2 separate regions of the Mus musculus genome follow, and region 1 is linked to region 2. A link is a loop called in an ENCODE intact Hi-C map of the cell type or tissue named here. Cell type or tissue: heart. All regions are shown on one strand. Each heading gives the region's core, and the rest is flanking DNA. Links, peaks and the distances in the headings are about the cores only. Region 1 holds the start of Cox7c (cytochrome c oxidase subunit 7C). Region 2 holds the start of Tmem161b (transmembrane protein 161B).

Region 1 (12,479 bases), core at 1,813-9,812, 1.8 Mb before region 2:
GAAACACAGTGTAGTCGAGTTCACTCATCAGAAAATGATTTTTCTTTCTTCTCATACCCTTGTCTCCCAGTGGCATCACTCAAATATACAGAAACTCAGCAGCATACGTGCAAATATTAATTAACTCAGTCCTGTCATGTTTTCTCCTTTTTCTAATGTCAGGTTTTTCTCTTATAGATCTGAAATTACAAACAGGTGTCACAATGTCTGGAAGATATATAAATTCAAGACCAAAAGATAGGTGTTAATTTGGATTTTTCAGTTTATGTTGTAAAGTTTCTTCATTACACAATTCATTTTAAGTAAAGTTGAATTTGCATAACAAATATTGTATTTTAATTTTAGTTTCACTGTTCTACATAATATATTTCAGTCTCCAAATACTCCTGTGTGTTTGAAGAGTGCCTTACTTTGTGATATACAACTTTCTCACTACTTAAAGTAAATGGATTTTATTTTTTAAATATGGCTTTTGAGTGTTTTTTTTTTTTGTCCCTAAGGATAATTGTTATTTTATGTTAATCAATTCATGGAATGTTTCATTTCTCCTCCAATGAACTTCATAGTAAAAATATATCACATTTTCCCAAAGTTTTTCCAAGGTAATTGGCGTTTGTCTGGCCAGCTCCTACAATAGGAATACAGATTGCTAAGTGTCCTCTAGAAGAAGTGTAGCATCGTCCTTGCTTTAGGTCTCTACATTTGTCCCAAATTACTCCACAGCTTAGAGGCTATGTCAGTGGTGTACAAGACTCCCTGTGGTTCTGGGGATGACAGGTTTATATGGAAAATGTTTGTTTGACATGTTTTATAAATGTGTGGGTGAGTAAAATGGTGGGAGAGCCACCTAGGGCCCCTTATTCATGTGTCTGCGGTGTGGGTGGGAAGGAGAACATCTGTGGATTGGCAGAAAGACCTATCTTTATCACTTATTTTTCTCATCTGCCTCCTTGCACTCTCCATTTCTCCTTCCAGACTTATCTTCTTCCCATGACCACTTCTTGAACCTGCTGTGTTTTCTCCATATCAATGGCCTGGATTTTCTCTCAGATCTCAAAGACTGAGGATTAGTTTCTAATAAGGTGATGGACTTCTAAGAAAACATTCCTAAATGGAAGCTGCAAGCCTCAGAAATATTGGAGTATGAGTCTATTGGATTCCTCTGGTCAAGCTCATAACAAAAGTCAAGAAAAGGCCCACTATGCTTCTCACTGCTCAGTGAAAAGTTAGGAGGAATCTGTGGTCAGCCATCCGTATTTTATTAACTTGTTGCTTAAACAATAGAATACCACCAGATTTGTTTGAGCTTTTCCCCTTTCCATTAATAGTGAACTTAAAAGAGACCAAGATAAGGGCAAAATCTATTCTCAAAATATGCTATTAGGTTCTTAACTAGTTGATAATTTTAGAGAGTAATAAAGAGAACAATATATAAATAGTGTAAAACTTCACTTATGATTTTTTTTTTGTTGGGTGGTGGTGGTGGTGGTGGTGGTGGTGTATGTGTGTGTGTGTGTGTGTGTGTAACACTGTGTGTTTAAGTATAAAACATGACTTATGATTAGTTGTTTGTTTCTTTTTTGAGGGTGGTGTGTTTCTGTGACTATGTGTGTGTGTGAATGAGAGAGAGAGAGGGGGGAGGGGGAGGGAGAGGGAGAGGGAGAGACTGCATATGTTTAAGTGTGTGTTTTATGTTTTAAATAAAAATGGGGAGAGTATGGTACAGTATGTAGTAATACTTTTGCAAGCCTGAAGACATAAGTTCAGATACTCAGAACCCAGGTAAAAGCTGACACAGAAGCACACTGTCAGTAATCCCAGAATACTATAATGAAGAAATAAAAAAAGAAAAGTCTGTAGGAGCTCAATGGCCAACTAGCTTGGCTTACACAGGAGCGAGGAGATAGTTTCTCAAAGCAAGGTCTCAATGCAAGGACCGATCCTAAATGTTGTCCTCTGACATCCATATGTATGCTATGTCACTAAAACACCCCCACACATACACACAAACAATAACATACACTTACAGATAAACACACAGACATGCACAGAAACACACACCCATAAAAAGAGAAGAAAGGAGAAAGAAAAAATTAAAGAATAGTGTTTTAATCCAGTGTTTTGAAGTAATTGTCATGTACATACCCTAAGGGCAATGGTAGCCATGAACACGGAGTATCAGAATGCTGGAATGTGCATTTTTAAGTATGTCTAATATTGTCCAAAGATATAAGATAGCCAAACAGCACTGTTTTATGTTCAATTTTTATCAAATCTGAAAAACCATCCCAGTAAATGGAAAATTACAGGCATTTAGTTAGGGTAAACATATTAAATGACTAAACAAAGCTGCCATTCAGATCTATGATGCGAAATGCTTAGTGGAATATTGGAAAAGAGGTTAATTTCTATTTTACTTGATTTATTTTTCTCTCATATATTACATCCTGACTACAGCTTTCCTTCCCTGTCCCTCTTATCCTCCCAGAACCTCCTCCAACACTCACACCTCACCACCACTCTTGCCTCCCCTCAAAAAGAGCAGGCTTTCCAAAGACATCAGGTAATGTAGTATAACAAGCTACAATGAGACCCGGCATACACCATCACTTCAAAATTAGTCATCACCCCAGTAGGAGAACAGGAATCCCACAAGTAGATCAAAGAGTCAGGGACAGCTCTAGCTCCAATTGTTAGGATTTACCCGAGAACACAAAGTGTCTTACTTAGGGTGATCATTGCTGTAAAGAGACACCATGGCCACAGCAACTCTTATAAAGGACAGAGTCACCATGACCACAGCCGCTCTTATAAAGGACATTTAATTGGAGCTTGCTTCCAGATTGAGAGTTTCAGTCTATTATCATTATGGCAGAAAGCATGGCAACATCTAGGCAGGCAGTGCTGGAGGAACTGAGAGTTCTACCTCTTGTTATTTAGGCAGTTATGAGAATACTGAGTTCCACAAAGTTCTCAAAGTCCACTCCCACAGAACACACTTCCTCCAACAAGGCTACCTATTCCAACAAAATGACACTTCTTAATAGTGTCACTCCCTGGGCCATGTGTATTCAAACCACCACACCAAACTACTCCGACATAAAATATATGAAGAGGACCTAGGTTAGATCTCTACTGGCTCCCGGATCTCTTTGAGTTCCCGTAAGTCCCTGTCAGTTGATTCTGAGGACCATGTTCTCTTCATGTGTCCCTGACCCCTGTGGCTCCACCTGTCCTTCATTCGCCTCCTTCACAGGTCTCTGAAGTTCAACCTAGTGTTTGTCTTTGGTACTCTCCATCTGTTCCCATCAATTGCTTGATGAAGTCTCAAGTAATTGTTAGACCTAGGTAATAATTTATTAACTCTAAATATCCCCCATAACTGTTACTTGTTTGCAAGCATAACCATATTAGTATAGATCACATATTTATGCCTAAAATTTTTGGAAGAGGCTTTTCCGTGCCAGGTACTGCTGGTCAAGCTGGTAGTGGGTCTGAGCTCTGGGGACAAGATGGTTACAATTATTTGCATATTCCATGAATGTCCTCCCCTTTTGTGGACTCTAAGGAACTTCCCAGGAGGCTTTTAAGTAGAGGAAGAACTTAGGGTTTTAAGAGGTAAGAAAGACAGTTCTCGATATTGTCACATCTGGAAAGGACACTGGTACATTCCAATTTCTGCCATCCTTTCCCAGGGACAGAGGTCCCAAGAAGGCTACTCCACAATTCTTATGAAAATAATTTGTGTAACTATGCTAGATCTGCTTCAGTTCTGAGCTAATTCTAGCCATTGGCCTGTGTGAATCACAGAGAAGATTCACTGATGTAAATTAGAATCAATGATAGTTAAGTCTACAGGTAACATTATTTATAGTAGACTAAAAGGTAGAATTAAGAATAAAAAAGTACTCCCTATTTATAGTCTGGAGACTATAGGCCCTAGAGATGGATGACAGGGGACTGCTGTTGTTACTTTTGCTAAATAGCAATGCTGTTGAACTCTCTTCTGAATATTTGTTTTTATACAAATAGATATGTGCTGCTGTCAGCCTTGGTGAAATAAGTCTTTCTGCAGTAGGCACTAGTCAGTACAGATTTATAACAATTCAAAACACAGAGAACAAGCATGAATGTTCAGGCCTAAATGGAACCTTTACACGACCTTCTCCTCCAAGCCTCAGGGAACATCAAGGAAGACAGGGTGGAAAGAATGTAAGAACAGGAGGATGGGGAGGAGTACTTTGAAATGTTTTCTTCTGGGCATAGCATTACCACTGCACTTGCATATTCACAGTAGATAAGGTTATTTGCACATACCTGAGAAAAGATTAAACTAGTCAAAATCTAGCATAGGGGTGGTGGTCCAGTCACAAAACCTAGCTCTGAGGAGCAATTAACAGTTGATGGCTACTGGCGGAAGAAGGGTCAATTTTCCCTAGAACGTGTCACCATTGGTGGGTTTCTTTGCCAAGTAGATGGCTAAAAACCCATTTACACTTCCATGTGAGCAATACTAAATGTACTCAGTGAGATATCTTAAACAAAGAAGGCATAAAGTTGGGAGGGGCACACATTGTAGGATGTACAAAGAGAGTTGGAGGGAGGGCATAGACATCAAAATAAATTGTATACATGTATAGAATTCTAATAGAATAAACATAAGTATTGTTACAAATCTTTTAATATGAAAAAGGACAGAACAAATCTCTTCTAAAAATTTAAGAGGGGACTGAAGAGAAAGTTTAAGAGTGCTTGCTACTCCTGTCAAAGAATCAAGTTTTAATGCATGCATACACAAAGGCAAACCATCAGATAAAATGGATAAAATAAAATATCTTGGCCCCTTGGTCTTGCAAACTTTATATGCCCCAGTACAGGGGAACACCAGGGCCAAGAAGTGGGAGTGGGTGGGTAGGGGAGCAGGGCAGGGGGTAGAGTATAGGAGACTTTCGGGATAGCATTTGAAATGTAAATGAAGAAAATATCTAATAAAAATATTTTAAAAATGAAATTCTCTCTCTCTCTCTCTCTCTCTCTCTCTCTCTCTCTCTCTCTCTCTCTCTCTCTCTCTCTCTCTCCCCCCCTCTCTCTCCCCATACCCCCCACTCCAAAAGTTAGGAGAGGAACTAATCTCCCTCCCCACCTCCTTTCATCTCTCTTACTGTTATATATGGGCAAGACAATGGCACACTGATACTTTCTGCCTTACTCTTTTAATGACAATACTCACAGAGAGTCCAAGAGAGTCATCTAGATTAGGTAAGGATGGCCTACACTTGTGATAGAATTTGCAACTATGTTTAACAGGCAGATTCATAAATATGTAGATGACAGATAGATGATAGATAGATAGATAGATAGATAGATAGATAGATAGATAGATAGACAAACCAACAGACTGACAGACTGAGAGCTAGATGACAGAATGTAGTCCTGTGATTTGCTTAACTCCTGTTACTTTCTGAGCCTTAGTAGCTTGAATGAAATATTTTTACACATCTCTTAGGATATAGTTTCAGCCAAATTTTATCATCAAATATGAACCATATTTAGACTAATCTTAATTTAACAAGTCTATGTGGTGTTCTTCTAAAAATTATAATTTTTAATTATAATATGATTACAGCATTTCTCCATTTCTCTTTTCTCCCTCCAACCCCTTTCATGTACCCTGCCTTGTGTTCTCTTTCAAATTCATGGTTTCTTCATTTCATCCGGTATTGTTACATACATAAGTAATATTATACAGACTGAAAAGGTTATATTTATATATTTAGAGATACACACAGTGACCCCCTTTTCAAACGATATTCTCACAAAAGGTGGGATGGGATAGGGAGTTTGGGGGGGGATTGGTAAAGGGAATAACATTTGAAATGCAAATAAAGAAATTATCCAATTTAAAAAAAAAACAATAATCTACGAGTGTCTAGTAGCCTTGGCTAATGTTGATGCTCCATGAAACTGTTATGTTCAGCAGGAATAAACCAATTCCTAATCCAGGGAATCTCCAGAAGTCAGAAGGTTCTTGTGTCTTCTCCAACCTAATCATGCTGCGCATAGGAGTTTCTATCTGTATGTCCTCTTATATCCAATTTCTATACCTTCAAAAAAACCAGGTCTTAGCACTTCAGTCCAGTTTTCACTACGGCATCCTTTGTGCTACATACTGTTTGATCAGTTGCTTGTGTTCCCTCAGACAGGACTATAATGCACATCTTTCAACCTTGGCAAAGAACCATAATCAAAATGACTGATATACTCACAAGAAAATAATTTTATTTCTTGTTCCATTAACTTGAACACACATGTTAAAGCAGCTTTAGTTTCTTCAATAAATTGTTTCTGGAAACAAATCCCAAGAATCCTAGATCTGAACTCATAGGACAGCTCAGGTCCCATTGAATCACTAAAGGTAAGTTATCACTTGGTGCTGGTGCGCGCTCATTCTAGAGCCAGACTACATTTCCCACAATCCATCGGAGCCGATATGGCGCCCGGTATTATCTAAACTACAAAGCCCACAAACCTCAGAGCCCGCCGGTTGAGTACGTTTCAGGAAGTTCCTGTTGTAACTCCCATCTTCCCTTTCGGTCTTCGCGCTCTGCCGAGCAAGGTCGTGTAGAAAGGGGAGTTAGGTGGTACGGCCATTTCTTCCGCCTTCCGTGTCTGCGGCCCTCGCAGAACTTCCAGCAGCGACATGTTGGGCCAGAGTATCCGGAGGTTCACGACCTCCGTGGTCCGTCGCAGCCACTATGAGGAGGGTCCGGGGAAGGTGAGTGAGGCTCGGCTGCCTAGGGGCAAGGTGACGCTCGGCGGCCGGCCTGGAGCGTGTGGGGAGGGAAGTGACTGTCCAGGAGCTCGGGGAGACACTCAGGCCCCTCAGTCCACACCCCGGGGAGAACTGGGAAGCACGGCGCCTAGCCGCTGCCTCCACGCCGCCTGTCAGCCGCAGAGCGAGGCCTGGAAGGTTCGGTGGGAGCTGGGCGGCGTCGGAGATTGAAGGTCATTGGAAACAAAAGAAGAGGGCCTGTGGCTGGTTATTAGCGCTTTAAACCAGCAAGCCACGTTTGAAGCGGCGATCCTCGGTTAGGCCCGGTTTAGCCCCCAGTGTAAGTAAACGGAGTACTTAGTGGTGACTGCCCCGGAATTGTTAGGTGAAGCCTGGTAAAGGGAAGAGAGAGGATGTGGAATAGGAAAAAGAGAAAATTGTACTGTGATTGATACTGAAAATTCGAATAACAACGGACGAGAATGATGTGTTTGTTTCTAAAAGTTACTACTTCGGAGAGTAATTTTTTTTTCAAATATTAAAACCAAAAAGACCCTTACACTTAATAGGGCCTACCAACTGGTATTCAGAAAACCTGCGTGTTAAATTAAAATGAAAATGTTCTGTCGAATGCAGCTGATTATAAAATACGTGGTTGCTCCCGACCCTTTTATTAGAGCAAGTTCAGATGCTTTGAACGAATGTTTTTTGCCGTGTTCTCTCTTTCTCAACAGAATTTGCCATTTTCAGTGGAAAACAAGTGGCGGTTGCTGGCTATGATGACCGTGTACTTTGGATCTGGGTTTGCCGCACCTTTCTTTATAGTAAGACACCAGCTACTTAAAAAATAAGGATATTTAATTCATCCCTTTAACAGGTAATTAGTAAGCTTCTAATTTTCCTAAAACAGTAATTTCTGTTCTATACCCTATACACTCTTCCACAACATGCAAGTAGATAGTTGTCTCCAGATTCCTTAAGGTTAAGTGTAAATGTCATATTGGTAGAGGCAATTTGGAAAACCTATTAAAAAAATAAAGTATTGATCAGTAAAGGTCAGTATTTTACAAGTACTCCTTGACCCCAATAATCTGAATATATATTATGCAACACACCTCTAAGATAAGTAGTATTAAAACCCCATTGAAGACACAGAGATAATTGATTGAGTTTCAATAGCTAGTAGCACTAGTGTAGGGTTCCTACAGAGGATAATCTTGTTCTATGAATCACACTTCATAAATCAGTGTTGTGTCTTCTACAGAAATAATTGAATCTTCAGCGACAAAAGTGCACTAAGGATAGCCAACCTTTGACATTACCAAATGGTATTGACATCTACAAAGTTGATGGGAAAGAAACCCTGAAATGTTCCAGTGTTCTTTTCATTTCTACCACTCCTAGTTATCTATTTTATGGTATTAAAGTTGGTATATCAGTTGGTCTGCTGAGGTTGAAAAACTTAATAAGTTTCTCCATAGACATGTTGCATAGTGGTAGCCTAGATCCCTTCATATACATATGTGTTTATTTAGCATAATTCATGAAAATTTTGGTACATGTGATGAAGCAAATCAGTATGAATAAAATGATACTGTAAACGCTTTCTGATGTATCATCAAATTGATAGATGATATGAAATTGCTGTAACTTGTAAAGTCGGGCTTCTAATGCCATTTTGTTTTTATTTTGCAGAATGAAGAAAGTTTAAGAGATGATCTGAAAATTGGATTAAACTCTTGAACTCTTATACTAGAAAAAATTGTAAATAAACTAATGACATAAAGATTCAATGCCTCGTCTCTGCAATAAGGAATGTGATAGTTATTACTTTTGTTTGATGAGAACTATATATGAGAGTTGGGGTGACGGGTCAGTGCATGACATGCTTTCAGGACCTGCTTATAAGGCCTGCTTTGATATCCTTGAGTACCCTGATCAAGAGCTGGCAAGCAAAATAGCCTGCTTTTGATCCCAACACCCAAGAGGCATAAAATCTCTGGTCAAGCTGGTTTGCTAAGCTAACTAGGATTAACACTGAACTCTGGGTTCAACAAAAGACTTTGCTTTAGAAGGCAGTAGAGGAAGATACCTGAGGTAACGTTGGATTTCTATTTGCAAGCTCACACATGTCCCAAATGAGAATGCATATGCATAAAACACAGTTGCATATGATTTAGACTTTATTATAATCTTAAATTACTGGGTGTCATTAACTTGTTTTTTAAATTGGGAACATGTAGTAACAATTTGAATATACATACTCATCCTAACTTAAATTTAAAAGTAGCCTTTGGAGATAGGTTTCTCAGTGATTAATCATGTGAAGAATCAATAAGTTCTAGTGAATTGGGTACTTTGACTATTTTCTTTCTAGATTTATAACCTAAAATTGAAGGTTTTGTATTTGAGAGTACTGCTAACCAATAAGTCTTCCTTAGAACAGTATTAAAATAATTCCAAGGGAATATAACAGCATATAGGACAAATATTTTTTCAGGAGTATCGTATATGGGAGGTAAGTGAAAGTTCCCATTAGTAATTCTCTCAGTGAGTATTTGTTAGCAATGAAACACTACTTAACACTTGAAATGCCATAGTAGACTTTCTAAGGATTACTTGTTGGCAGGGAAAGGTAGCAACTGAATATGCTAGACCCTAGTGTCACTCTTGGAATACCACCAATGGTGGAAAAATAGAAAAAAATACCAGAGGTTTTGATGAAAGGGTGTTATCACTGTTTTTGAACCATAATAGTATTTAAAATAAAAACAGTAAGTATGTGAAAATAGATTGCTGCATTCTTAAAATGATTGAACACTTAGTATGCCTACAGGACAATTGCAAGAAAGAATTCATACATAACTGAAAGGATTCATGGCTTGAACAGTTAAAGACTTTAGCTGATGTGATACAAGCTTAATGCATAGTGCAATCACTGTCTAGCCTCCAAAGTGTATAATAGCATTTACAGCTATATTTGAAAAAAAATAACTTACCCAAGAGGGATCATAGGGTATAGTCAGTAACTTATCATTATTAAGTTCACATAGGCTTGTTGTTAGTATAATTGCTACTAAAAATGGTTTTAATAATTAAGTTGACTTCAGAAAAAATAAATGCATTTCCTTAGAAACAAGTAAATAGACCTTTTGCAGTTCTCAAGGCTCCATAGCACAGGCATTAAGCTGGGCAGGTAGTCTGGAAGAATAGAAGGAATGTGGGTTTGACATAAAGGCACGTATGGCTAAAATATACAGACCAAACTCCATATTAGCAAGGGCCTCTTCATATTTCTTTTAAAATTTATGAGTATGAAGACTACTTGCTTGTGATAATGATAAAATGTGTGGGCTGGCACGCAATCAAGAGATTCCCAGAATCCATTCAAAGCCATGGAGGGAAGAATACTGGCCAGAGAATAGACCTCTTAAGCACATGGGGAAGCCAGCTTACATTTTATCTTTTAATCTCAAGTTCTGTTAAAGACATCTCAAGGTCTTGACACCTGCATTCATCCATATGCAAAAATGAAAACTTTTCTGGGATTTGAGTATAGAAAACTGACGGTATAGACAACTAAATGAATGTACTGATGATGGTCCTAGAACTGTTGTTCAAGGGGTATTTACAACAAACACCTGCCTGTCTGAGCTATAGTTCATATTTAAGCCTTAACATGTCTTAATGGGATATAGTGCACTTTCAAATACTCTATCCTCCAGTAAAACTCCAGTATGAACAGTGGTATATAGTCACATCTAAGTAATTTCAACCTCACACTCATATCTTGTCATGTATTCATTCAGATATCATCTTTAGATTGTCTCTATTGAGGCCTTTCATAATCCAAAACACTGGACATTGTCTCCAACTCTATCAAAAGTTTTATAATTAACCAGGCATTAAAATTCATTTCAATATGCAGGTTTTCCATACAAATTTGTCATCTTTTGAGATTAAAGAGGCTTGTTCATGTATTTCATCTGTAATCTAGTAAGTAGTGAATGAACATCTTACGAGATTCAGAACCAGAGGTGATATTCCCGTAAAAGTCAAATTCACAGCTTGCATGTTTCAGTGTACAATAAGTAAAAATGTCCCCTAAAACTGAACTAGGGTCTCCCAAATATGAATATATTGAAATAATTCAAATGTGGGAACACAAAGGTAGGATTTGTACCAAAATGTAATTCTCAAGGAGTGCATGGTTTATTCAATTTCTTTGCCCAAACTTCACTGATAATGGGAAAATACTGATTTATGTTTTTGGCAGACTAAAGACAGATTTATATTATTCTAAGAAAAGAAACTAGAGCTTAAGACACCAGGGCATCACTGAGGCTCTCTGATTAACCAGGCCAACCAAAAGACATGGTAGAGTACTCTCAAAGCAAAGAGCCAAGAGTGCAATGGAAGACACCAAATGTCCTGTGACCTTTGTATATGTATCCACACTGTATATACATGTATACAAAATTTTAAAATTAAAATGAGTGCCTTGGGTATTCTCATAACTGAATTTCTTAAGATGTTAGCTGTCACCACATCAAAATCTTAAAATTTTGGTATATTAGCAAATGATCATTTGTTCTCATAATTTATGTAAAAAAAGGAAGAAAAACCTGCAATCTATGTTAATAAAGTGAAGGATTTTTAGAATAAGACAAAGCTGATTTGGGATAGACTTGAGTTCATATTTAAATATGAATACAAGCAACCTGATCGTTCCCTGACTTACAGGTCCATAGGACTTCGTATAAATATGGGAGAAGCAAACTCTACCTTTGTTTTGGCAAAGGAAAAATAAGAACAAAACTGGTATTTAAATACAGGCTGTTGAAAGGCAATGCACTATTCAGCTTCCTGATTCAGGAATTAGGCCCCAACCAGCCTAGGTCCCTGAGAGACAGTAGTGAGCAGAGCTCTTTATTAAATATATGGAGGGAGCAAAAAACACATTGTAAAAGATAAGCTTCTCTACATCTCTATTTCTGCAACACAGAATGTGGTAAATAGATCCCCAAGGCCATTTCCAACTTAAAGTAACTGTATCTCTTATTACATCTAAGGAAGCAGAACAGACTAAATCAGAGATAGGAAAAACCTCTTAAACATTCTCTGTGTAAATAGGATTCTGAACAAGGGCGGGTAAATAGCCTTGGGCTTTCAAAGTGGGTTCTGTTTACTACGCAGCTTTTAGGATTTGCTACTCTTTCATTTTGATAGACCATATTCACTTATTGGACCCCTTTGTAAAAGTTAGAAATAGAAGTTCCCTTTACCTTGTGACAGCATCATACCATAGTACCCTGTCTTTCTAATCCTGTAACTTTGGAATATTAGCAAAAATGCATATCTATTTTGCTTTACTCACTAGTTAATTTAACTGAATTTTTCTGTTATTCCTTCAGAAATTCATGTCCATTCCCAATTTTTCTCTGCTCCAGCGAAGAATAAAAGTAAGGTGTTAACAGAATTCTGTATACCGTTGTATAAGCTTTGTGTGCCTTCTTTGCTGGAGTTAAAATGTACTACCATAGTAAATACTGGGTTTTCAACAAATACCTTTAGATAAATGGTGTTAAGGAAAAATACTGAGTTCAGTAAAACTTCTAAGTAGGTATAAACCACCCTAGATGGTCTTAGATGCATTCCTTGATTCCCAAGAAAAAGCCACATACTGATAACTTTATTGGCTTCATAT
Region 2 (12,479 bases), core at 2,423-10,422:
CTTAAATCTTACACTTTATGTCAAAAATACAAAAGATAGTCCTATAATTTAATAACAGAATTACTATTTCTGTCTTACTTAAGTGTTATGAAAGTACTGCGACTTGGTGGATGGGATGTGTTTCCTCAGAACTCTATGAGGCAGAGCACTAATTTGACACACTGTGGATCCAAAAGTGAATATACAGCAAGGTTGCAGAATATAATCTAATATATAAAAATCAATGTCCTCATTGACTTTATTTTTCAGGTTCAAACAAAACAGTATTTTGTTTTGTTTTGTTTTGAAGACAGGGTTTCTCTGTGTAGCCCTGGCTGTCCTGGCACTCACTCTGTAGACCAGGCTGGCGTTGAACTCAGAAATCCACCTGCCTCTGCCTCCTAAGTGCTGGGATTAAAGGTGTGTGCCACCACTACCCGGCTAGCAGTATTTTATATCAGCATCCAAAATAAAGTGAAATATTTAAATATTGGTCTAAGAAGATATAGCTAGACATGGTGACACACACCAATCCCAACATGAGAGAAAGTAGGAAGAGAATAAAGTATAAGATTAAGCGGGGGAGGAACAATTTTAATGTTTCCTAAGAAAATTTATTTTAATTGAGGTAGGAACACCCTCTCTGTAGGTGATCTGTTTCACAGGAAGGAGATTGCCTACTGTATGAGATAAGAAAGTAAATTGATCACAACCTGTCTTGACTTCACTCTTGCTCTAGACCAGTTCTCTGATGCATAGCTTTCCAGTCCCACAGAAGTCCTCCTGGTTGGTTAATATTTCCCTTAGAGATGGAAACATTCCACCCAAAAAGGAAAGCTTTTTTAAATATGAAGGTAAACAACTTAAAATAGCCTCAGTAAGATCCTGAAACTAATCAGATTCCCTAGTGCCTTCCCTGCCAGAGTAAGCAATGAAAGCTGAGAGTTACCCTCAGACAGAAGGAAACCAGGCTGAGAAGACGACTCAGAGCTGCAAAGAAAACTTGAGACCATAAAAGCTGACTGGAAGGAGAAGGCAGCCAAGCTGCCTGGAAGAGGTTTCAACCAGTGGAGGCGCCTGGAAAGAACACTCTCCAGCCTGTTGAGCTGCCTTTAGGCTGTCTAGTGCGCTCATGGTTTCCAGCTTTGTGAGCTGTCACCTGTGCTAGGCATGTGTTGGGTGGAGTGGGTAAGGGGAGGGCTCAGTGATATAGATGTCAGAGTCATTTCTGCTGCTGTAAGTAATCCCTTACCCATAATCTTTTAAGTTACCCTACAGCACACATCAAGTTGGACTTCGGTGGTATCTTACTTAGGTCTGTCATAGGTTCCCTATCTTGATGAGAAGACATTTGTGTTACATCTCCCCAGGACAAGTTTTGTCACACAGCACATTCCCTGCAATCCAAGTACCACTGACTGGCAAGTATAGGTCCTGGCTCTGTCTTAGAATAAATGGAGGAGGAGGGTAGGAAACACAAGAGGAAAGGAAGAAGAAAACTATCAAGACACAAAGGCCAGGGTAGAGGGACTTTAATATTACAAAGAAGAATAAGCCAATCCACAAGGGTTTTAATATTGCATGGTTCCAATTATATAATATCCTGGAAACCCTTGATTATAGTGAAAAAAGATCAGTGGTTGCCTGAGGAAGGGAAAGAGGAAGAATGATTTCAGGGGAGTTAAAATACACTTATACCATAATGATGGGTGTACATAAAAAAACAAACAAACAAAAACTATTCATCCAAACCCACAGATAATGTGATCAAAATACACTATAAAATTCTCAATGAATGAAAACACATTATTTTTTTTTAATTAAAGACACATATCACTCTGGTAAAAGCTACAGATAATGGAGAGGCATGGAGAACAGAGACTTGCACACACAATCTAAACCTAATCAAAAGTCCCTCTTTAAAAAATATCTTTATGGACTGGAGAGATGGCTCAGCAGTTATGAGCAGTGGCTATTTTTCCGTAGGAACCAGGTTCATTTTCCAGCACCTATGTGACTGTAGGAACTCTACTTTGATGATCTTGTGGAATTTATCACATCCCAATGGCAATACCCTGAAACATGAGTTAGGTGAAGTTTCTACCCTCCTAAGTCATTGGAAGTTAAACCCTAGTGTGAGTTTCAGAGAGGACAAGCCGTAGTTTACTATCCTATCTGCTCTGGAATTATGTGAAACAAACAAACACAAAACAAAAGTCCTTGTGAAGTGAATATTTTATTGGTTTGGCTAGAATGACTATACCCTTTGTCCTACCAGACAACTGTTTAAAAAGCCCTATTATTTTAGAGGATACTTCTTCACTCATTCACTTGCCATTTGCTGAAACATTTCACTGTCAGCAAAGCCATCAACTAGATGAAGTCCCTCTAACTTGGACCAGAACTGTGAATAAAACCATACTATGTCATTAGCAATGAAAATAGAGTCAAACAAGCAAAAAAGCAGAAGGTAGTTTACAAACGTTTGTTTCTGCAAAGGTGCTCAGGCACAACCTTAACTAACCAAAATACTAACCGAAGAAACACAAGGCTCTAACATAGATTGACTAGGCCTCTCGGAAGACAAAGAGCAAAGAATCGCAGGAAAGAGAAATCAGAAAACTTGAGAAGAAACTCAGATCTCTGCTACTACATTCAATGTTAAAACCTCCTTAGAATCCTCAAAAGGCTCACAAGAGACATCTGTATCAGGGTCCTTTCGGCAAAATCTTGCTGGCATGCCTGGCAAACACAGAAGTGGATGCTCACAGTCAGCTATTGGATGGAACACAGGGCCCCCAATAAAGGAGCTAGAGAAAGTACCCAAGGAGCTGAAGGGGTCTGCAACTCTATAGGTGGAACAACAATATGAACTAACCAGTAACCCCAGAGCTCGTGTCTCTAGCTGCATATGTAGCAGAAGATGACCTAGTCGGCCATCATTGGGAAGAGAGGCCCCTTGGTCTTGCAAACTTTATATGGCCAGTACAGGGGAACCCCAGGGCCAAGAAGTGGGAGTAGGTGGGTTGGGGAGCAGGGAGGGGGAAGGGTATAGGGGACTTTTGGGATAGCATTTGAAATGTAAATGAAGACAATACCTAATAAAAAATTGGAAAAAGGAAAAAAGAATCCTCAAAAGGATTATCTCACTTTCGCTCAAATGCAAAAGAACCTCCAATAAATACCCCCCAGTTCTTAGTCCTCCATCTTCCTTTAAGAATGGTTTGAAGGCCACTTGTTTCAGACTTAACTATAGAATTTATTAAAAATAAAATTTTGAGTTGGGAATGATAGCTCATACAATAATCCCAGCATTTGGGAGGCTGAAGCAGGAAAGCAGGGAGTTCAAGGCTAGCCTGAGCTACTGAATTAAGAACCTGTTTCCAAAAGCAAGCATGCAAAGATTCTAAAATTTTACTACTCAAAATAGGATCCAAATACACATTTTTTTTTAAAACCAAGAATCATAGGTATTTTTTTTTTTTCTGAATAGTACAGAATTCACTGTATACCAGACTGGCCTTGGACTCACAGATCCCATGCTGGGATTTAAGGCATGCACCACCATGCCCAGGCATTCTTAAGGAAACTTAAGTATCCCAACACTCTTCACAAGTTCACTAGATGTCAGCTATTCCTTGACTCCCTCAGTTTACAATCAACTCACTGGTCGGTACTCTCCAAGTGTGTGTTTCTCTCTAATCACATAGCACATTATTTCTTCCCAGCACCGCTCCTCACCAACTCTGCTATAGCAAAGCTTTCTGTCTCCCCACAATTAACAGCAGCAAATTATTAAACTGCTACATTGACTAAACAAGCCACCAGGGATCTGTAACTCAAAATGTTGCTCTAATTGTGCTACTGTTCTCTCATAAATCAAAACCAATGCAAGATTTCCATCACAACAGAAAGTGGAACAGAATTAAAACACTTGCAGTATGCTTTCTACCAAATATTTTCACATACTGAAAGCAAATAATGTAGTTCAGTATTTTTGGTCTACGTCACAAGCCTATGGTCCTTTGCTCACAATACAAGAACCTGATACACACAGCACATCTATGAAGTTTGGGGGCTACAAAACCAGATCAGAGAATGAGAGGGCAGAATAAATTTATAACCAATTAAACATCAGTAAATCCAAAATATTCACTGTGGGGTAGCATTTATAAGACATGAAATAGCTGGCCTAATATAAAGACAAGGATTCTCAGACTACCCAAATGATGTGTGTGTGTGTGTGTGTGTGTGTGTGAATATATATGAATGATGTTTTTAAAGGAACTAAAAGAGCAAGGGAACCATATTAAATCTTTTTTTCTTTTTTACTTATTGACTTTACATCCCACTCACTGGCCCCCTCCCACAATCCTTCCCCTGACCCCCACCCCCACCCCGAGCAGGTGGGGCCCCCAGAATATCCCTCAACCCTGGTAGATCAAGTCTCTGTACCACATTAAATTTTAATCAGAAACTTGTATTTGTCATGAAATAAGGTTCTAAGTCACTGAATGTAAAGAATCAGAAGATGACTAAAAGCCAATTCTACTTTTGCCAGGAATTTAGAACTTCTCAAAGAGTTCAAACTCTTACCAAATGCATGTATGTAAACTAATGGGTAGAATCTGGGTCTTGAGAGTTCATGTCTAGTGAGTGTTCTTCTCACTGTATGGTTCACAACTTAAAACAAACTGTTAATTCAACCAAGCTCAACCTAAATTCCGACCATCCTTGCTTTATTTTTTTAAAGGATTCCAAGCAATGACGGCAATTCCATACACAAACATCAACTTCATAGCGGTGAACAACTTTAACTTTAGTCAAGTAACTAACTCAAAAACAAGACAGATCAATGTCACAATGGGGACAACCAGGCCCCACATTGTGAAGTGTCACCAAGAGATTAGCTGAAAATATATCTACTTCCTTAGAGCGGCCAGAATGGTTCTGTGGCTCTCTGGATGCAGAGAACACACTCTAATTCAGCTTCCCTGTGACTATCGTGTATTTAATCATTTTATTTAGATACTAGTGTCAACTTCCTAGACAAGACCAAGTTTATTAGACCTCACCTCAGGTATAACACTGCCTGCTTCTAAACTCCACATTCTTCCTTCTGTAAAATTTGAAGAGATGGGGAGGTTGCTAGACTTTAATTCCTTCTAGTTCTAACGTTCCCTCTCTAATTTCACTATCTCAAATGAAAACAGAACTCTCTTAAGGAATCTAAGCCATACTATTCAGAGGTTCAAAACACTAAAACAAACAAACAAACAAACAAAAACATTAAAAGAAACAAGTCACCTGGTAGTTTGCAACTGGAACCAGGTGATTTTTTTATTCTCTAGTAAGTCATACAAAACAGCAATATTAATCCTGAAAAAAGGGGCATGGCCAAACTGGGAGTAGTGGCATATGCATTTGATCCCAGCACTTGGGAAGCAGAGGCAGACAGATCTCTGAATCAGAGGGCAGTGTGGTCTACATAAAAAGGCAGCAGCATAGTCAACTAAAGCTTGAACCCAAGATAGAAGTCTCTGCAGATGGTTTGAAATCGTTCATGTGGCTGATTGCCTGTTCAACTTTACCAGAACCCTAGGACCTTGGAAATAGCAACTATCTTTTTTAAATCCTTTTATGTTCCAGGAAGTAGTTGACTGCAGTCACCAGCCCCTACACAACCACCTGCCTTCCTCTCATAGTCCCCCAATAAAGCCAAACTTAGATGTTTCGAAATCCCATTCATTTCATCAATTAACTCCTGAACTGTGTGATCAGTCAGCACCCATTGCTTCTTATCTACAGTTGATTAAGACGTTCTTTGTACAAGTCCCTGAACCTTGTCCTTTCAGACTAAAACAGCAGAGAACTCTGAGAATGACTGGCCTCACGGTAAAACACCCTTCGGTTACTCCTTTCCCTCCAATCTCTCACACCAGGTTCTTTTTATGTTTACGTATCCTTCTCACCTAACCTTTAAGACACTTGCAAATAATATGGCTCAAGCTGTGCTCCCTCCTTCGATAGAGATGTACAATAGGAAATTACAAATTTTTCCTTTCAAGTTAAATCTGTTGGGACTCAACCTGGACATTTTCTTTAAAAGTGACATTGATTTTCAGTTCTGCTCTAGTTGAGTGTTAAGAGAAGCCAATTTTGTCTTAAGTGCCTCGGCGTTGCTTGTCTCCAAGGAGACAGGCAAGCGTGCAAAAAGGCACTGCTGCGTCCTTAAAATCTCAGCCAAAAGCCTGCGGCGGGAAAAGGTGGCAGGGACAACGTGGTGGGTAGAGCAAGGTCATCAGTGGGCCACCTGGCGCCACAGGACACACGCGAGGGCAGACTCCTTAGACTGGGTACTCCGACAGACCCGCCCCTCTCCAACCCCACAGGTCCCTCGGCTGTCTGGAACCCCGGCGGCGGCCGCGCGCACTCTGGGAAGGTTGGGGTCCTGCCAGCGGTTCATCCCAACGCTCCAGCAGGTTCCATTCCCAGCAGGGACATCAACCGGCTCCTTTCACAGACTGACCTCCCTGTCCTTTCCTCCTGAAGGTTGTCACTCTCATCCTCACAAGACTCACCATAACGCCAAGAACAGGTCGTGGGACAGACAGTCTAGAGTCCCCGGGACCGTCCAGAATCTCCCCTTCAGGTTCTGCAAAACGGAGCTCTCGAAACCGCGAAGGGAAAGGTCTTCCGGCTCGGCCGGAAGTCCTGCCCGCATGGGACAGGAAGTTCCTCCCTCTCCGGACCGCCAGCGACCCCACGCCACGCAGAGAGGAGGAGCCGCAAGGCGTTCTCTAAAGCCACTTCCGTGGGTGTGAGGCTAGGGCGGGGGGCGGGGCTGACCTTGAGAACGCAGGGGCGCAGGCGCACAGGTAGGTGGGCGGGGCGGGGCAGGGCGGGGCGGGGCGGCATGCCCGCAGGATTCCTAGGTAGGTGCGGTATTTTTCGCGGGCGCTGGTGGTCGGTTTGTGCTGCTGCAGGGATCAGCTGGGTGGGTGTAGCCCTCGTACTCTGACGGTTTATTGAGGGTAAAGAACCTTCTTGGCTGTATTCATGCTGAGATCATTCAGAAATTGTTTAGCTCAGCCAGCCTCTTTTCTGTCCGCTTTCCTTACGCAGTACCTTGGAATCTCAGTTAAAAATTCATGCTGTCCAAGCACCTTCCTCTCTTAGGTCAATGGAATGTGACCTTTAGAAGTTCTTTGCTCTTCACAGACGCCAGCTCAAGCCAGAGGATATCTACAAAGAGCAGAGGAGCTAAGAAGAAAATTCAGTATGGACATTTCCTACCTACTTAATACCAATATGAACAAAAAGGGCCTTACAACATTCTCATATACATACATACATAAATACACACACATTTATGCTTTATGACACCTCCCTCCTTCCAAATCTGTACCAGTGAACTTGCCTTTATATTGTGATGAGGGTTAACCATAGAGGTAAGTTTGAAATAAGGACACAGAGCATCTTTGGCCCAGAAATTATCACACCGTTTAACGATCCTTATGGAAACATGCTTATCTCACCCTTCTCCGTGAGATACCTTTTACCATAATGTGGTTCTCTTGTGGAGTCAGAACTGGGGAGGAAATTCATCTTCAGCAGTCAAGGTTGCACAAACTTGCAACTATGAAACAGCTATGATGTTCAACCTCTAACTGGCCCAAGGACCCTGGGAAACAATCCTGAGCTACCTAGAGATGTTAGATTGGTGCTGTTTCAAAAGGATACAGAAACAAAGTTTATACATTATGTTAATTTTTAATGGTGGGGGGAGATAGGGTGACAGGTGATAGAGAAATTATAAGAAATGAGAGAAGCTACTCCGAGACCAATAGCCTTGAGGAATAGTTTGTGAAACTGAGAACTTCCCCAAGGGTTCTGTTACTGCTTTATAGAAACAAGCCTGTTAATAGACAGGCCCCAGGGCAACTGCAGTATAGTAAAGAAGGACTCCGGTTGACCGCTCCTGTATCTGGGGGAAGCCATTGCTATCCTTGAGAAAGAAAAGATGGAGGTGGCGAGTGCCTATCAGCCTGTCAGTGACATCACATTCTGTGAAGTCTTGTCTTTCACTTGTGACACAGTGGGTCTTCCATCTGTCCTAAACCTGGCAGCCTTGTTAAGGATCAGAAAACATCTTCTCCTATATGACAGTAGGATAGGAATTATTAGCAGGATAGAATCCATTCCTGCCAGAGGAAAAACAAGAAATCAGTTTTTACTACCTTATTACTTTCAATAGACTGTCAGATTCTATATTCTCTATTTTGTACATGGCGCATTGATTAACAATCCTTGGTTAAAATACTTTAGTTTCACATAGTGTGTATATGTTTACATTTACAACTGTATCAAGTCTTTTTGTCCTATTAAAAAACAATATATTCTACTAATTACCTGTTTTTTTTTATTGACCATTTTCTATTTCTTAAATGTATAGAAGTCTTTGACAAAGATTCAGAGAAAGAATTATGAAAAGGAAAGAGAGGAAATGTGATGATGAAGATGAAAAGATCTTTTTGGCAAATTAGTTATGATCACAGTCTTTGATAAAAGTCATGGCTGCTTACCATGTGGGGTTTGTGATAATTTAAAATGTCCTCTCTACGAACTGATCTCAGATGTGTATAAATATCAACAGAATAGTATTTACATGAGCACTCTGGCCTGAAACTCTTCCAATTTTAAAAATCAATTTTTAAAAGTCTTAAACCGTCTTAACAAAATGTGTTAATAGTTTTACCTCTAAAAAAAATTCAAACACTTTTCTCTTTCCTTTACTGAATATGATATGTTTTATTCTGTGATTTCTATTTCTTGTAAATGGTAATTAGTCTGTAACTATGTGGAAAGTTGGGTTTTGTTTCCTTAGGTAAATTGTACTTAAAATTCTTTATTGGCCATCTTAGAAAAATCATGTACCAGTAACAATGATTTATTGGTCATGTTCTGCCATATATGGTTAGTGGAACATTTTGCAATTGTTCCAAAAAGCCACTAGAGGAAAATGGTTGCCTTTTAAGTAGGATCAGAGGATGGGACCTTTGTGGTGTGCTGAGTGTCCTTGTCAGAGAGAGAAGAACTTGCTTCCTCGTTGTTTATTCTGCACCATGTGAGAACTTAGTCACAACTCATTTGCCAACAACAAAGGGGTCCATTTTCACCCCCACCAGTGATACATATGGGAACTAATTTTGTGGTTTAAATCACTCAGTTTATGGTACTTTTGTTATAGTATCCAAAGTAAAGAATGCAAAATTGTGTTCAGTGTAATTGCTTTGACGTGAATAAAAAGCCCTACACTCACAGAGAAAGATAATTGAAAATGTATCCATTACCATTCAGCATTCATTTTCTAAACTGTTCTATTTGAAACAATTATTAAAAAAAATTGTCCATCAATAAAGCTTCTTAAAGCCTACCTATATTGCTCTTACTTTTCTAATTTAGGAGATAAGGTCTTCAGAAGTTAAACCAGGCATATGACCCTAACCCCAGCAATTGGAGGGTAGAGAGCCAGGAGTCCAAGGCTAGTCTGGGCTACATAAAAGTCTCAAAAGTAAAAATGTACTGCATTCCTTCAATAATAGTAGCATTCCTGAGAATCTTTATTGCCATGTTCCTTCCCCCCCCCCCGCCCCCCATTGATTTTAGAAGTTGAGTGCAATGACAAATCTTGTACAAGCTGTATAGTGTATATTTTCACAGGATCTGGGGTAGGGGGAGCCAAAGACAAGTGTCCTTCCTCAAGAGCTGCCCACCATGCTTTTAAAAAGATATAATCCTTTTGTCTCTGTCTCCACTGTCTTTGTCTCTCCCTCCCTCCTTCTCTTCCTCTCTCTCTCTCTCTCTCTCTCTCTCTCTCTCTCTCTCTCTCTCTCTCTCTCCAAGAAACAATAACAAGTGTGTGTGTGTGTGTGTGTGTGTGTGTGTGTGTGTGTGTGTGTGTTGTTTGTTTTGGGGATTTGGTTTTGTTTTACGCATAGGTTCTAAGATTCAAACTCAGAACAGCCAGCATTTTACTTGTCCGAGGATTCAAACTCAGAACAGCCAGCATTTTACTTGTCTGAGTTATCTTCCCATAATGGGATCTTGATGCCATTTGAAACGTTTTCCCCCTCCCTCAAGTGCCCCCTGGTCCTTCCCCATCTATCTACTCATCTTCATGTTCTTTCTTACTTTCAACATAAACAAAAACTTTAAGACAACAAAGCAAAACAAAACAAAACAAAAAAAAAACCCAAAAATGCAAGCAATCAAATAAAGCTACCAAACTATAACAGGAAAAAGCCCCCCCCCCAAAAAAAACACAACAGGACCTCAGAAAATGAAAACATTTCTGTGTCACAGAGGACTCCATCAAAGCAGCAGCCTATAGATTGAGAAAAAGATTTACCAGTTATACATTTGACAAAGCCTTTGTATGTAAAACAAAAACAAATAACTGAACATCAAGAAAACAATCCAATTAAACACTAAGGCCTAGAAATAAAAGAGTTCTCAAAAGACGGAACACAAAGGGATAAAAATATTCATCTATAATGGGCTGACCCGAGCCCCACATCAACTGTTAACCAAAAAAATATTCTACAGACCAGTCTGATGAAGGCAATTATTTAACTGAGGTTCACTTGACAACCGAAGCTAACTGTGACACAAACTGAGTCATTTTTTCTAGCCATAGAAATGTCTTCTTAAATAGTCTACCTAGATTAAATCTTTAGTCAAACAAGATCACACACACACACACCAGTCATAAACAACTTTAAACAAAATCATATAAAAGTGTCTCTTTAAAATCTAATCTAGCTTTATTCTACCATTAAATATTGACTTTCATCTTTCTATCAGTTACTGTTATACACTAAAGAAAATGGGAGAGTTATATTTCCTATGATCGGGAGTTTTTGTTTTTGTTTTTTACTACTAAAAGTTATTTTACCAGTAAAAGAAGTACTTTTACTAGAAATGGGTCATAGGTGAATAAACAAAATATAAGGGTTAAGTCCTAAAAGGGTGTCATTTCAATGACAAGAAAACCCAGTTTTTTAAAAAACTGGGAAGCCTTTATTAGCCAAATAGGGAACAGTACAGAAACTGAAACTATAATCCAGCTTGAAAAATTTCACGTAATTCTCTCTACAGCACTATATCTAAGCAAAACTCAAAGAGTTACCTAACCATAGAGATAAGATTTCATATCCTCTAGGTAAGTAACAATTTGATACTGGGAGTATCCATGGAACATTTATACATTTCTAATAGGTGGCACTGATACCGATTCTGGAAACAATTTGACATAACTAATAAAATTAAAAATGGGCAGTATCTTTGTACCACAAGATATACAAGAACATTTACAACAATGTCATATAAATCAGCAAAATTTAGGAATAATCCATTGTAGTTTGATAGAAAAGTAGGGAAATATGTTGAGAATATACACACAGTAGAATATAGCATTAGAAAAAAGTTCATTACAAGTATAGAAACATGGATAAACCTATTCCTAAAATTAGTCAAATAAAACAAAAACTCACAATAAAGTATTACAGGATCCTACTTAAAAATTTAACAACAACAAAAACAATTTAAGTATAACATGGATAATAAATTGTGGATTTACTTTTTTTTTTGTTCTTTATGTGTGCCTTGTATTACATTGATGTAGCCACACCCACACATGGTAAGGCTTTGCACCTTGAGACAAGTTCTCTCACTGAACCCTATTAGATAGATTTAGGGTAGCTGAACATTGAGTTGCCAGCATTTGCCTGTCTTCTCTTCCATCATCAACCCCCAAAGGTGAGGTTATAGTACAAGCTGCCAAGCTTGGCTATTCATATACTGGTCTTCTTGTTTAAATATCCCATCCTCTCACCCACTGAGCCATCTCCCCTGTCCCTACTTATTCTTAAAGTAATATTTTCTTTACTAAAATTAGATAGACTGTATATAGCTGTTCATTGAATGGGTGTTTTGTGTTTCTTACATATATTTTATAATTATTCATTTGAAACTAGTCAATGAAGTAATTCTAAGTGATAGCCAGTAGTAATACAGCTTTAAAATATTTGTGTATATAATAAATATAAATAGGGTCTATTTAAACAATTATCTATGTAGTTGTTATAAATAACATGTACCTGGCATTGTATTATACTTTTAAAAGAAAGTATATCACCTTTATGGAAATATCTATAAATAGTTGATATATATATATATATATATATATATATATATATATATGTTTACCTGTAAAGAATGAGTCCCCCAAAATATGCATAACTTTGACAAAATTATAACAGTTTTAGCAAATGAGGGTTTAAACTCATTGTGATACAAGAGTATATATTCTCAACCACAGTAGCAAAAACTGTAGTATTCACTGTTAGCTTTTCATATGTGCCATAGACATCACTTATAGTCTGATAAAGTCTATAGAGTTCCCTTTAGAATAATATTTTTAAGTAGATAAAATATAA

What was found. Hi-C counts contacts between places; a loop is a spot of excess contacts. Peaks named below come from ENCODE experiments on the same cell type or tissue, not always from the same donor. Only the 100,000 strongest peaks of a DNase experiment are listed, where the experiment ranks them.
Region 1: it touches region 2 in a loop (12-fold over the local background); 4 of 42 quality-filtered maps call a loop at or near these places.

What each region holds. Positions count from the first base shown.
Region 1 is chr13:86,040,897-86,053,375 of GRCm38, reverse strand. It overlaps Cox7c (cytochrome c oxidase subunit 7C), which reads left to right and starts at 6,581. Exons shown (of 3, transcript NM_007749.3): 1 at 6,581-6,775; 2 at 7,507-7,649; 3 at 8,468-8,578. The coding sequence starts at 6,701. The coding sequence ends at 7,623. Gm22574 (a small nucleolar RNA gene) reads left to right here and starts at 8,328; the gene lies at 8,328-8,387. In heart, for the core only: no CTCF peak of the experiment used is centred there; a DNase peak (open chromatin) is centred at 6,545; H3K4me3 peaks cover 1,953 bases; H3K27ac peaks cover 1,398 bases.
Region 2 is chr13:84,216,516-84,228,994 of GRCm38, reverse strand. It overlaps Tmem161b (transmembrane protein 161B), which reads right to left and starts at 6,699. Exons shown (of 12, transcript NM_175187.5): 1 at 6,561-6,699. The coding sequence starts at 6,563. It overlaps A230107N01Rik (RIKEN cDNA A230107N01 gene), which reads left to right and starts at 6,820. Exons shown (of 2, transcript NR_138587.1): 1 at 6,820-6,857; 2 at 7,105-9,414. In heart, for the core only: a CTCF peak has its summit at 6,945; a DNase peak (open chromatin) is centred at 6,724; H3K4me3 peaks cover 2,060 bases; H3K27ac peaks cover 1,559 bases.